Regions from separate parts of the Homo sapiens genome. Here region 2 is linked to region 1. Evidence: chromatin contacts called from ENCODE Hi-C data. All regions are on one chromosome and are shown on one strand. The core of a region is the stretch at or near the end of the contact, and the rest is flanking DNA. Distances in the headings are between cores, read along the strand shown. Region 1 has its middle 20 kb from the start of SNORD28B. Region 2 overlaps ZDHHC14 (zDHHC palmitoyltransferase 14).

Evidence for each region. A loop is a pair of places that touch in the nucleus more often than their neighbours do. Pooled maps may share reads with other maps.
Region 2: a loop to region 1 is called in a pooled map, with 6 times the contacts of the local background. The contact joins two enhancer-like sites. A Hi-C loop is called at or near these places in 6 of 37 single-sample maps with no recorded cell type and 6 of 50 pooled maps.

What each region holds. Positions count from the first base shown.
Region 1 is chr6:156,395,706-156,401,916 of GRCh38, reverse strand. No RefSeq gene overlaps it. Among named protein-coding and RNA genes, the nearest start is that of SNORD28B, 20 kb to the right of the region's middle. RefSeq lists enhancers at 4,352-4,881, 4,882-5,412 and a silencer at 5,694-5,743. Within about 2 kb of position 4,961, at least 6 of the 41 ENCODE cell types and tissues checked have a DNase peak (open chromatin) inside an H3K27ac peak, as active enhancers do.
Region 2 is chr6:157,555,806-157,561,762 of GRCh38, reverse strand. The region is part of intron 2 of ZDHHC14 (zDHHC palmitoyltransferase 14); the gene reads right to left. Among named protein-coding and RNA genes, the nearest start is that of MIR3692, 30 kb to the right of the region's middle. RefSeq lists enhancers at 226-355, 4,259-5,044, 4,743-5,052. Within about 2 kb of position 4,707, at least 5 of the 41 ENCODE cell types and tissues checked have a DNase peak (open chromatin) inside an H3K27ac peak, as active enhancers do.

The DNA.
Region 1 (6,211 bases), core at 3,712-6,211:
CAGAAGCCACTCGTCCTCCCTGACTCTCCCTGTTGCTGCAAATGGCATCCACCTGGCCTCACCTCAGGACCTGCATCTTTCTCTTTTCCTCTCACTTTTGGAGGTGCTAGGCTGGGCACAGATGCAACCTGGACATGCTGAGTTATCAGGGTTCAGGGAAGTTTGGAGAAATGAGCTCCCTGAGATTGACTGGAGGCAGAGATAGTGTATTAATCTGTTCTCACGCTGCTATAAAGAACTGCCCAAGACTGGGTAATTTATAAAGGAAAGAGATTTAATTGACTCACAGTTCTGTATGGCTGGGGTGGGGTGCCTCAGGAAACTGACAATCATGATGGAAGGGGAAGCAAACACTTTCTTCTTCACATGGCGGCAGGAGAGAGAAATGCAGAGCCAAGGGGGGAAAATCCCCTTATACAACCATCAGATCTCATGAGAACTCACTATCACTATCATGAGAACAGCATGGGGGAAACTGCCTCATGATCTAATTACCTCCCATGAGGTCCCTTCCCAAACACTTGGGGATTACAATTTTGATTACAATTCAAGACAAGATTTGGGTGGGGATACAGAGCCAGACTATATCAGATGGGATTGCAGGAGATAAGTCTGGATAGATTGGAAAGGAGGATGTTGTCTGGCTATGAAGGGCCCTGAGTGACTGGCTGAAGAATTTGGATTTCATTTTGTGTTTAGAGTTGAGCCACGGACAATTTTTAAGAAAGAGTGGTGACAGTGTTCAATAACATTCAATAAGTACTTACCACCTACAATGGACTGGGAATTGTGGACTGTACAGCAGGCTGTGCAGGAAGTTGCTGAGATTCACCTCCTTTAGGAAACTTTTTCTGATTCCCTGTCTTGTCTGTACCCCACTATTCCTTCTAATATAGCACCTCTAGCACTTTAGTGCATTTATGAAATTACTGCCTGTCTCTACCCCTGCTGCCTGTTTTATTCACCCCACATCAAGCTTTGTGTTGTGTATAGTTAGCCACAGTCAAAGGTCTTCTCCCCAGTTTTTTCTAAAACTGACATTAGGCCAATAAGCACATTGAGCTCAGCCTTCAGGGGGGAGAAGTCATAATCCGCCACCATGATTCTTGAGAAGGATGGTCCTCTTAACCAAAGAACATTGAACATCTTTATGCTGATGCCCAAGAGCCTCAGAGAAATGTAAGCACTATTCAGTGGAACTATTCTTGCCTTCCTCCACGAGATAAATGGCTGAGTCACCGTTCTACCCTCTGGTCTAGTGATTCCCAATCTTCTTTGAGTAAGAGGGACTCCATGAAATACTTCACTGCGAAAATTCTCAAACACACACAAAAGTATTAATAGTGAAAATAGTAATAATGAACCCTTATAGACACTTTACTCAGATTCAACATTTATCTAGAATTTTTCATTCTTGTTTCCTCTATTTGTTTTCCAGCCATCATCTCTTCTTTTAAGTTAAATGTACATAGTTTTGGTGGAGACACTGAATTTGAACATGTGTTCTATTCTTAGAGTGCTGGTTCTAGTCTTTGAAGATTTGGCTTGAAGGTTAAAGCATCGTGAAAAATAAAACTACATGTGTAAACCTGCAGTCTTTTTACCCCTTACAGCTTTGACCTTATTACCCTGAGCAATAAGTCTAACCCTTTCTCCTCTGTGTATTGAAACTAAAGAGTAAGTAGTTGATTCCCACTGTTCTTCCCACAAATTTTCAGCAGGGGTAGGGCCAATTCACTCCTTGTTTTAGGCTTAAAACTCCCCCTGAAGTGCAGGGATGAAGGCTGGTGTGTAACTGAAGTCGCTGGATATTGTGTGCATAAGGTGGGAGAGTGAGTTGAATTTCATGGGCTTTTCTGAAGCTTTCTGTCTTAACTAAAAACGTTGGCATTTTCTGGGAAGTTGGCTGTATGCTTATTGAGAAAGAGAGACTTCTCTTCAGTACAGTGTGACATTTCTACAAAAATCAATGATTTAGAAACAGGTATCTGAAATGAAATGTGCAACTTCACTTTCCATTTGTTGGAAATCCTGCTGGGCTGGTTTTGAAATCTTCATACATGTGCGGTATACCTTTAGGGGGTGAAAATTATATTGACTCTGCACTTTGGAACATGTAACAAATATCTTTTGCAATGTGGCAAAAAAATAAAGCAACATCCTAATCCTATATTTCCAAATTGGTTTTGTGCTAGTTATTTAATTTATTGTTTACTTTTGGTACTAGTGTTTGTTTTTTCCTTTTATCTTGGAAGCTTTTTATCTTTATTAGACTCAGTTACCTAATCCAGTAGAAGGGATGGTAATGAACGTGGCACACTGCTACCCTATCCATGTGTCAAGTTGAAACCTGCTATTTGATTATCAGAAGTAGTGAAGCTTATAGGAGCATGATGATGTTTTAAATTTGATTTTTTTTTGAAAATTAAAGAAGCCAGGTACTAAATATCAACACAATGAAGAAGGAGAGGCTCAACCCACTTTGAAATCCAGCCCCCTTCCCCACCAAGGTGCTCAAGAATTTCTGCATCTTCTTTAAAGTCCTTAAAAGGATTAACTTCTAAAGGGACTGATAAAGGAGGAGAGAAAAATAAGAAAGTATAAAAAGACTCTAATAAAAACTCAATACAGGGCTAGCACTTAATTCCATCTCACAATAACAAGAAGAAAGCATAATGGAGATTGAGGAGCAGGGCCATTTACATAATAACTTCCTAGCAACAGCTGTAATGAACAAATACGGGCAGATGAGTCAATTACCTGAGACACTACCTTACATCAGAGCTTAGAGAAAAGGGAAAAAGGAAAGAAACAATTAAATAGCTGAGATTCCCTGAATTTGGGTTATATCATATGTAGTTTCAGACCTAATTGCGTAAAACTAATTAGGCCAAAGAGAATCCACCTGATGAGACAAATATTGTCACCATCCAGGGGCAGGCAGGGGTGAATGGGTGCTTACCTTTCCTGTTAACGGGTGGGCTTGGGCTGGTACCTGTGAATATTCTGGCTTGGCTTGAACATATTTAACGTCAAAATCATCCTCATCCTCCTTCTCCTAATCACCATCACTGCTGTCATCTGTTGAGTGCTCCCTAACTCTCCTACATAATATCTCCTTCAACCTGCATAATATTCCTGTCAAAGTAGATAAGATCATCTCCATGTTACAGATGAGGAATCTGAGGCTGAGAGCAGGAAAATTACCCAAAATCTAATGGTTAATAATTGAAGTGATGATAGTTCATTTTTATTGAGCACGTGGCGGGCACCACGCTAAGTGCTTTGCATGGATTGTCTGAGGTTACTACACTCACTGCAGATGAGGAAACAGAGAGGCAGGGAAGTCAGGTCACCTGCCCAAGACCACACAGCTTCTGAGAGCAAGAACCAGAACTTGAATTCAGGTGGTTGTGTCAGAAGGTGCGAGAATTAGGATTCAAACCTAAATATACTTAATGCAAAGCCCATGCTGGTACCATTGCAACTCCCTGTGGCCATGGGCACTTGCAGGGCAGAGGCAGCCATGCCAGCCAAGGATCGTGTGACTTGTGTTTCTTTACACACACTTCATGGATGTAACAAAAGTATGGTAGTCACACTGTGCTTCTGTCAATTGAATAAGGTGATTCTGAGGCACAGTCATGGAGGATTTGCCTGTATGAGTGTGCATTTGTGTACATATGTGTGTGCGTGCTTCCTTTTCCTGCAGTACTTCAACTGGACAGGATTGCATGCTCCAGAACTTTCTTTCAATATTCCCTTCACTTAGGGAATCTTTGCCCCATTCAGATAACAGACTGCAATCTGGGAAAATACTTCATGCCGCAGCATTAACACCAAAGAATGTATCAAAGGCTTCTCTTTTCTAGAATGGCACACTAACATCTTTTATTAGGTGCAGATGTTTTCTGCGCTTTAAACAAAATGAGCGACTACGTGTAGAAATTCAGCCTCCTTGACAGGGAGTTGGAGGTCTCCTCAGGTGCATTGTGTATGTATGTATGGTGGGACTGAGTGAGGGGGGCTCAGAAAGGATTTTTTTTTTGGGAAAGAGAGAGACGCTTCTTTGCTTCTGAAACTGTCAAACAGACCCAGGTTTCTCGTTCCACCTACATTGTGATCCCCAGGCCTCATCCTTCCTCCCTCTGGGCTAGCAGGAAGATTTAAGGAGGGGCATGGATCTGGGGGAGACGTAGCCGGAGGAAAGTGGGTCAGTAGGCTGAGAGGCAGGGGACGCATCTCGATTCCATTTCCTGGATTGTGCCCTTTGTCAGACTTGCCTACAGACAGAGGGCCTGTGTGTTCCAATTTTGCAGAATTACCTTCCCTGGTTGGAACCCAATCCCCCAACCTCAAGCTCTGCAGACATCTTCCCTGATCAATGTCCTGTCCTCTTTTCTCTGTCAAGTTGTTCCTCCTTCCCGAGCTCTATTGTGATTTGGGGCACCTGAGGAATTAACTATTTCTCTCGTGTCTTTGCCTAACCACAGGTGAATGTCTCGACCCGCTTTTAAGCTGGCTCCGCCCTCTGGACGCGTTCTTTTAAAGGTGGGAGCTCCGACGGAGGGCCCTGATTCCGGCCTCGCTACCAGCTGGGCTGTGTGGGGGAGCGAGGCCTAATAACCCAGGGGGCGCTGGGCGGGAACGGCGTGGATCCCTCGGCCTCGCACACCTGGCTCCTAGTCCTCTCGGCCGGGCCGGTGATCCTCTGGTCGGGGGTGGGGGTGGGGGGGGCTTGCGGCAGCTCACACCTGAGGCCGTTACAAAAGGCCTGCAGCTTAACTCGCTGCAGCTCGGGGGGATGGATTGCCTACTAACTGCAGGCGCCGTGGTGCGCCGAGAAAACAGCGAAAACTGGGCCAGCGGAGGCGGGTGGGCCTCCTTGGAGGAGCGCACCTGGGGTGCGGGAGCGCCTCCTGGCAGCCTTGGCCTCGCCTCCCACGCGTGGACGCGCAGGGCCCAGGACACCGCAGCCGCCTACTCCTTTCTGCAGCCCCGGGGTCTGAAGGTAGTTACGAAGGAAATCTTTTGTAAAATGTTCCTTTTTCCTCCTCTACATTTTCTTTCTCTGTCCCTCAGTAATCCCGGTTCAGGGGTTAGCGTCCCTCACTAATCCCTGGATTTAAAAAACATTCTCCTTTTACACCCAAGCTTCAATTGGTAGAACAGAGAGACAACTGACGTCGCTTTTGTTTTGCCAGCTTTTGTTTCCGGTGCATCAGAAACTTTTTGCACCTGAGACATTATGAGATTGTGCCCCAGCCGGTTTCTAAATTATTTCTAGGTGAAAAAATTTTGCAACCTACCTTTGCAGTAAGAATTCCCCCTACCCCTCCTTTAGAGAAAGTACTTGACAGTGAATAACATCCTATATTTATAGACCAATGATTGCTACATTTCATACCGTGTAGGTTTCCTTCTGAAACCTCAATCACATTTGGTTACTGTGGTAGGGGTTTAAATGTAGCAACTAATGGGCTGTGGCAGCAGGCATTTCCCTACCTCTCCTTTTATTGAACCTTTAAGTGGCAACTGTGCTTCTCTGGGTAAGAGCAAGGCTTTGAGATTGCGTTCCATGGGTTAGCTCGGTTCTTTAGCGAAGATTCAGAGATCCTGAATTGCATCAAGAGATGCATTTGTCGGTCTGGGTTTCAGATAAAAGCATGAAATCTCACTGACTTGCTGAACATTGTGGTTTTGAATCGGGGCTTTGGAGATGAAGCTGTGAAACCTCCCAAACCAAAGTTCCTAACAGAAATCACCAGCTGTGATTTACATATTGGCTTTGCCACAAAGTTTTAGTTCGACTCTGTTTCTGTTGTTATGGTGTCTTATGAATATTTTCTGATATTTAACCCAAAGCCCTCTTGCTGTTTCCAAACTGGTTACCTGAGATAACTGAGGCACTTGTGCTGCTGTTTGGACGGGATTACTTCATGTACTTAAAGGCTGGCCATACTGCAGACTAAATACATCTGGTATCACCCTCTACTAAGTTTTTAAAAAGTCTTTGCTGAATGAAATGCAAAAAGAAAATGCAAACAATGCTTGGGCTTTCCTTTTCTTTTCCAGGCTCTCTTTACAACTCTTGCAAAGATGTCAAGACATATTTCAGTATTCCACCAGCGAGGTTACAGTTTTATTAGTGATGGCCTTGGTTCACACCATAAATGTGAATTTACCATTTTCTGTTGGCTTGACTGACCTG
Region 2 (5,957 bases), core at 3,458-5,957, 1.2 Mb before region 1:
TTGAAACCAGGAGGTGGAGGTTAAAGTGAGCCATGATCACGCCACTGCACTCCAGGCTGGGTGACAACAGTGAAACTCCATCTCAAATAAATAAATAAATTCAACTCAACAATTCAAGAGGTCTGGGTGAGAGCACCTGCTCTGTGCCAGGTGTGCGTGTATAGTTTCTGTTTCCTAATTATAAACTGAGGGTGGCTGCTTTGTCATTTTTGTCCCCCATGTGTATCTGAGCGCCGGGACAGCAGGTCTCACATGCGCGCCCGTCGGACACTCTACCTGCTGAGTCAGAATTTCCAGGGGAAGGTGCTCACTTGTATATGTATACATTTTATTACTGAAAATAATACACACGGTAAGAAAAAAAGCAAGCAGGTAAACATTTCCAACCTCCACGGGATTCTATTCTGCACTACGATGGCAGCCTTCAGCCTAGACCGTGTCCTGGCACGTGCCAGCTGCTCAGCAGGTGTTTGATGAAAACTCAGCATGGCCTCTGAGCTTTGTCCCTGGCCCTGACCCCAGCAAGGCATGCTTCTTCCACACACGGGATAGATTGTTTTCAATGAAGCAGAGTGAATGTCGTTCTCAGGTGTAGTTGCAAGAAGCCACACTCAGCAATGCTCTCTGAGGCGATTTCCAATAAAGGACCGCCTTGCACAGGGCAGCTAACACCCCCACGCTCTGAGGACCTGGGCTCCCCGAAATGTCCTTCTGCACTCTGCATTTAAATGCTGACTATTTTTTGGTTTTAGTTTCTTATGGGCTTCCATTCCAAACAACTCATTACAGTCTTGTTCAATTTCTTCTTTCTCATGTTCTAGTGGGTTCGTGATTAGACACGCCACGCCTCATAATGTTGTGCTTGGATAAGCAATCTGCTATTTTCACAGCTTCTTCAGGTTAATGCATCCGTTCCTCATAATGCTTCTGTGAGTCAGGCAAGGCCGTGGGATCCCATTATCCAGATGAAAACACAAAGCCCCTAGAGAGAATTCGTGATTTGCCAAGGCCAAGGCAATGAGTAAGAAGTACTGCTTAATAAATGTTTGCTGAATGCATATCTATTAATGCTAGAGTTTATGTAATGACATTTACTGATTTTTTTTCTTCTAATTATAAAGGTAACACATGCTCATCATAGGGAATATCAGAAACGTACAGAGAAAAAAACTAAAATTACTTGCCAGTCCAATCACAAAAAAAAACTTGTTTATATTTCCTTATAATTCCTATATATATTAAGATCCCAATGTACATCCAATTTTGTATTTTGCATATTTTCATTGAAATTGTATAAGGATAACTTTTATAAGCCATTAGATATCTTTGATATCAATATTTTAAGACGTTCTAACAACGTGGCGTTTACAGAAGCAGATTGCAAAGGTGATTCACGAGGACGTGGTGGTTGGCCATCTCTCTGGGATAAGTGGTCTTCAGCCGGGCACCTGCTGCCCCACAGGCTTTTGAAGAAGGTGTACTGTAGCTGTTGTGTAGGCAACTGATGTGGCAACAGTCGGCCCCGCTTCCTGGCTGACACGCTCTTCTCCAGGACAGCTTTGCTCCCCAGCAAGTGCAGCAAAAATTCACTCCAGAATCAGTCACTTGCCTCTTTCCGTGGGCATGACTTTAGAGCCATTGGCTTTAGAGCTGAGTTGGCCACCACCCTGTGCCTGCATGAGTGGAAAGGTATAGTGTAATTCATCATAGACGTATAGTGTAATTCGTGTATCCATTTCCCTCCTGGTATGCATAGAAATTGCTTCTACTTCCTTTACACTATTATAAATAACTCTATCATGAACATCTTCATGTTTATTTTCAAGTAAGGTTTCTATTTTGCTCCCTGCAGCCCTGTCCATGGGGGCCTATTTCAACTTCTTTCACAGTGAATTTTTTCCATCATTTTATTATTTTGGTTCTTCATGTTTATTTCTAAAACTTGACACAATGTAGAAAGACAGCTCCTAATTCTCTCTCTGTAAATCCAGACGTTTCAGAGCTTTCCTTCCAGACTCTTTTCTGGACAAAACATTTATAATGGGTCCAACTCCAAAATAGTATTCATGACAACCTGGAGCTTGAAGTGGGGAAAAACAAAACAGTGAAAACAATGAATGGAGTATGTCTTTAACTGAGAATGAGAAGAAGTGCCAGGAAACATGAGCATGCTGTTATTCCAGGAAGATGCCCTTCAAGATGGCAGGGTGGCTGGGCTCTCCTTGGGAGACCTGAGGGCAGTTCCAGCTTGAGCGGATTCTTTCCACTCATGCAGGCACAGGGTGGTGGCCAACTCAGCTCTAAAGCCAATGGCTCTAAAGTCATGCCCACGGAAAGAGGCAAGTGACTGATTCTGGAGTGAATTTTTGCTGCACTTGCTGGGGAGCAAAGCTGTCCTGGAGAAGAGCGCGTCAGCCAGGAAGCGGGGCCGACTGTTGCCACATCAGCTGCCCACGCAATAGCTACAGTACACCTGCTTCAGAAGCCTGTGGGGCAGCAGGTTCCCGGCTAAAGCCCACTTGTCCCAGAGAGATGGCCGACCACCACATCCTCGTGAATCACCTTTGCAATCTGCTTCTGTAATCACCATCAGTCTCTCTGTAGTCATAATTGTCAAAGTGTGCAAATAGTTATTAAAATATTGATTAAAGAAAACCAACAACCATTTATCATCATGGAAGAGTGGTTGTTAACTGCTTTTATCTCGGCAGAGCTTCATGGGGAGCTTGAAAAAGCTCATTGTTTGTGTGTTTTGAGCTGTAAGAGTTGGGAAGTGTGATTAGACTCAAAGGGCTCACTTTCATTTGTATTAGAGAGCTGGGGGGAAATCCACCCTCCGAGGTTGGGGGCTGAGCAGCTGTGCCTGCAAGTCCTGCTTCCAGATGCTTCTCCCCTAGAAAGTTCCTACAGCAGGGAAGAGGAATCTCTGATCTACATTACTTGAACTTTGTTTTATTGTTTGTTTGCTTTTTTTTTTTTACCACCAAAGTTCACTTGGTGATTTTTGCAAAATGCCATCCCAATCATTTTTGTTTTAGTAATGACTCCTTACAACCACCCTGTGCACTGTCAAGTGGAAAAACAGAATCATAAGGGCCTGAAATGAGGATCCCAAACAGAAGACATAAAACCAAAAACACAATTCTGAGTCTTTCATTGCTTTTGCCTGAATCCAATCTTTCTTTACTGATGGGCCATTGCTTTTCTTATATTAGAAATTCCTCCTCTCCACAAAATTGGATTCCATGTTTGCACCAGAGTCATTAGTTTTGTTTTCCTCTAGACTTGGTAACAGCTGGGTGTCAGCCCTCTCGATTGGCTACTCTTGTCACTGAACGGCCTACCTGTGGGCGCTCTGGGTGATCCATGGCTCTTGAACAGTTTCCCTGTGTAATGCAGACTAGCCAGGTCAGAAATGAACCATCAGAATACCAGGCATCTGTCAAAAGGGGATCAGGGGGACATGAATGTCACCTGGCTCAGAGTAATTATCAGCCATTTCTGGGAATGGCAGCATGTCGGTTGAGGAGTTTAGATCTATGCTGTCCAAGGTGCTGGCCACTGTCTGCAGGGGGCTCTTGGGCACACATATTGTGGCTAGATCTCAAAGATTTAGTACAAAAAAAGAGAATGTAACATATCTCAATACTTTAAATATCTTTACATATTGATTACTTTTCAAATGATCATACTCCCAATAACTGGGCTAAATAAAACATACTATTAAAGTGAACTTCACCTGCTTCTTTTTACTATTATACAGTGGCTGCTGGAAAATTTACCATGTGTGGCTTGCATGTGTGGCTCACATTATAGACTACTGGACAGCGCTGGCTTGGCCAATCAAAATCATTCATTGGAAATCAGGGGAAATTCACTATTTATCCCAATAAGGGTGACGGAAGTGAGAGCAGTCCCCAGTACTCTGCCCGGATTGCACAGCATGGGCCTCCCACAGGGGAGTGGCCGCCATTCCTTTGCTAGTCTATTTGCTTGGGAGCACTGAGCTGAGAGCCATCTATTGCTCACACTCCTCTCAGTGGTTACAGAAATGAAACGAGGAAGTCTGCAGATAGCAATGGACCCAGCTGACAAGAGGTGGACCACAAACCCCTTCCTTGTCTTGAAGTTATTCTTAGAGCTAAATTTGCAAATAAGGACAACCAAAGTCTTGCCCCTAAAATAACGTTTTGTTTTCATCTCATTCTTCCATCTAACGCATGCTGGACACATCTAACCAACGACTCACCTCTGCCGAATGTGAAAATCAACTGTGCACTTTCTGTCCATGTCTATAAAATCCATATATATTATAGGATGAGCCATTGGAGACTAAAATCCTAACATGGCAAAAGTCAAGTTTCTTTTCCCTTCTATCAGAACAGGCACCCCTACCAATCCTGACGCCTGGCAGAACCCTCCCAGAGCCACCAGCCTGGCACAGGTCCTCTGCCCGCCCGTGGTGCTGGCCCTGCCCCTCTGTTTAATTTGGCTGCAATTTCCCACTCTGCCCTGACCTAGTCACCACTAGCAAATCCTCCTCTCCTGCTACAGCGTGCGAGAGGCTGTGCTAGGCCCGCAGGTGCAATATTTCATGTCATTCTCCGAGCAGCCCGGCAGTTCAGGTGGTGCTATTTTGCCCCTGGTTCAGAGAAGGTGACTGCAGCTGGAGGGCTGAGCGGCCTCCCCAGGACACAGCCCGGAGTGGCATGGTCTGGTCCAGGCTCTCGGCCTTTCCCTCGTGGAGAAAGAGGACTGAGTCCTCCCTCAGTGTCTCTTGGAGGGATCCCTCTGCGCTCCAGTTCCCTGATACAGGCCTGGCCTCATCTCTAACCCGAGCCCCTCAGTGCCCGCAACTCTTCCTCCTCATCAGCCCCACCTCTCACTGGCTTCTCCACCAGAGTCAGCACTCTTCAGCTCGCCTGGAACCCGCCCGGGCCTGTCCTTCAGCTGGTGGCAGCCATCTCTTCCCCTTTCTGTCCCCACCTGTCACTCTGCTCCAGCCTTTGCTTCAACACCAGCCTCGTGTCCCCTGTTCCAGCCCCGGGGCCTCGGCTCTGAGCTGTCTCCCTGGACTCCATCTCTGGCTTTCTTGTTCAGTCTCACTCTGTACGTGCTCCTGACTGTGCTGTCAATTAGGGTAGGCATTTGTATTCCTTTCAAACCTTGTTTGACTGCCTGGATTCGAGACCCGTTCCGCCTGCTGGCGACAGGAGCTCCATCCCCTGGCACTGCCTTAACCCCTACCAAACAGCACAGTGAGGGCATGAGCTCAGCGGCCAGGCAGGCCTTTGAGCTGTGCTCTGCTGATTACTAGTTGAGAGGCTTTGGGAGTTACTCGTCCTTTGCGTGCCTCAGTTTTTCCAGCTGTAAAGTGGGAATCACAGTAGCCTCTGGCTTAGAGGGCTGCCGAGAGGACTGATGGGCATGTGGAACACACACACATGGGGCCCGGGGACAGCGAGCGCTGTGGGGTGCTGGCCATCCCCCCTTCCCACCCTCCACCCCCCACCCCTGTCCTCTCTGCTGGCTCTGCTTTCCTGCCTGCTGACGCCTGCCTTGTGCAGCTATGACCCACCACAACACGAACCAAATCCACTAATTACTCCGAGTACGCCACGCTTGGCAGCTGAAGACATCTAGCTGGGGTCCCCATATTTTCCTGTTCAGTCGCTAGTTTGTAAAATAACACCTCCCTTCTCCTGGTCTCTGCCGCCCCGCATCCCAGTACCGCCTCCTCCGGCCATTCATGGCCTGCGTGTCTTGTGAATCCAGCGTGCATCTCTGTCCTCCAGAGGCCTCCCGTGATTAATCCCTCCTGATCCCCTCCTAGGCGGACGGTCCCTTCAGCCCTCACAAATTCAGTTCACATTACAGCAGTGGTTCTCTACTGGGGGTGACTTTGTGCCCAAGGGGACATTTGGCAATGTCGGGAGATAATTTTTTTGGCACAATTC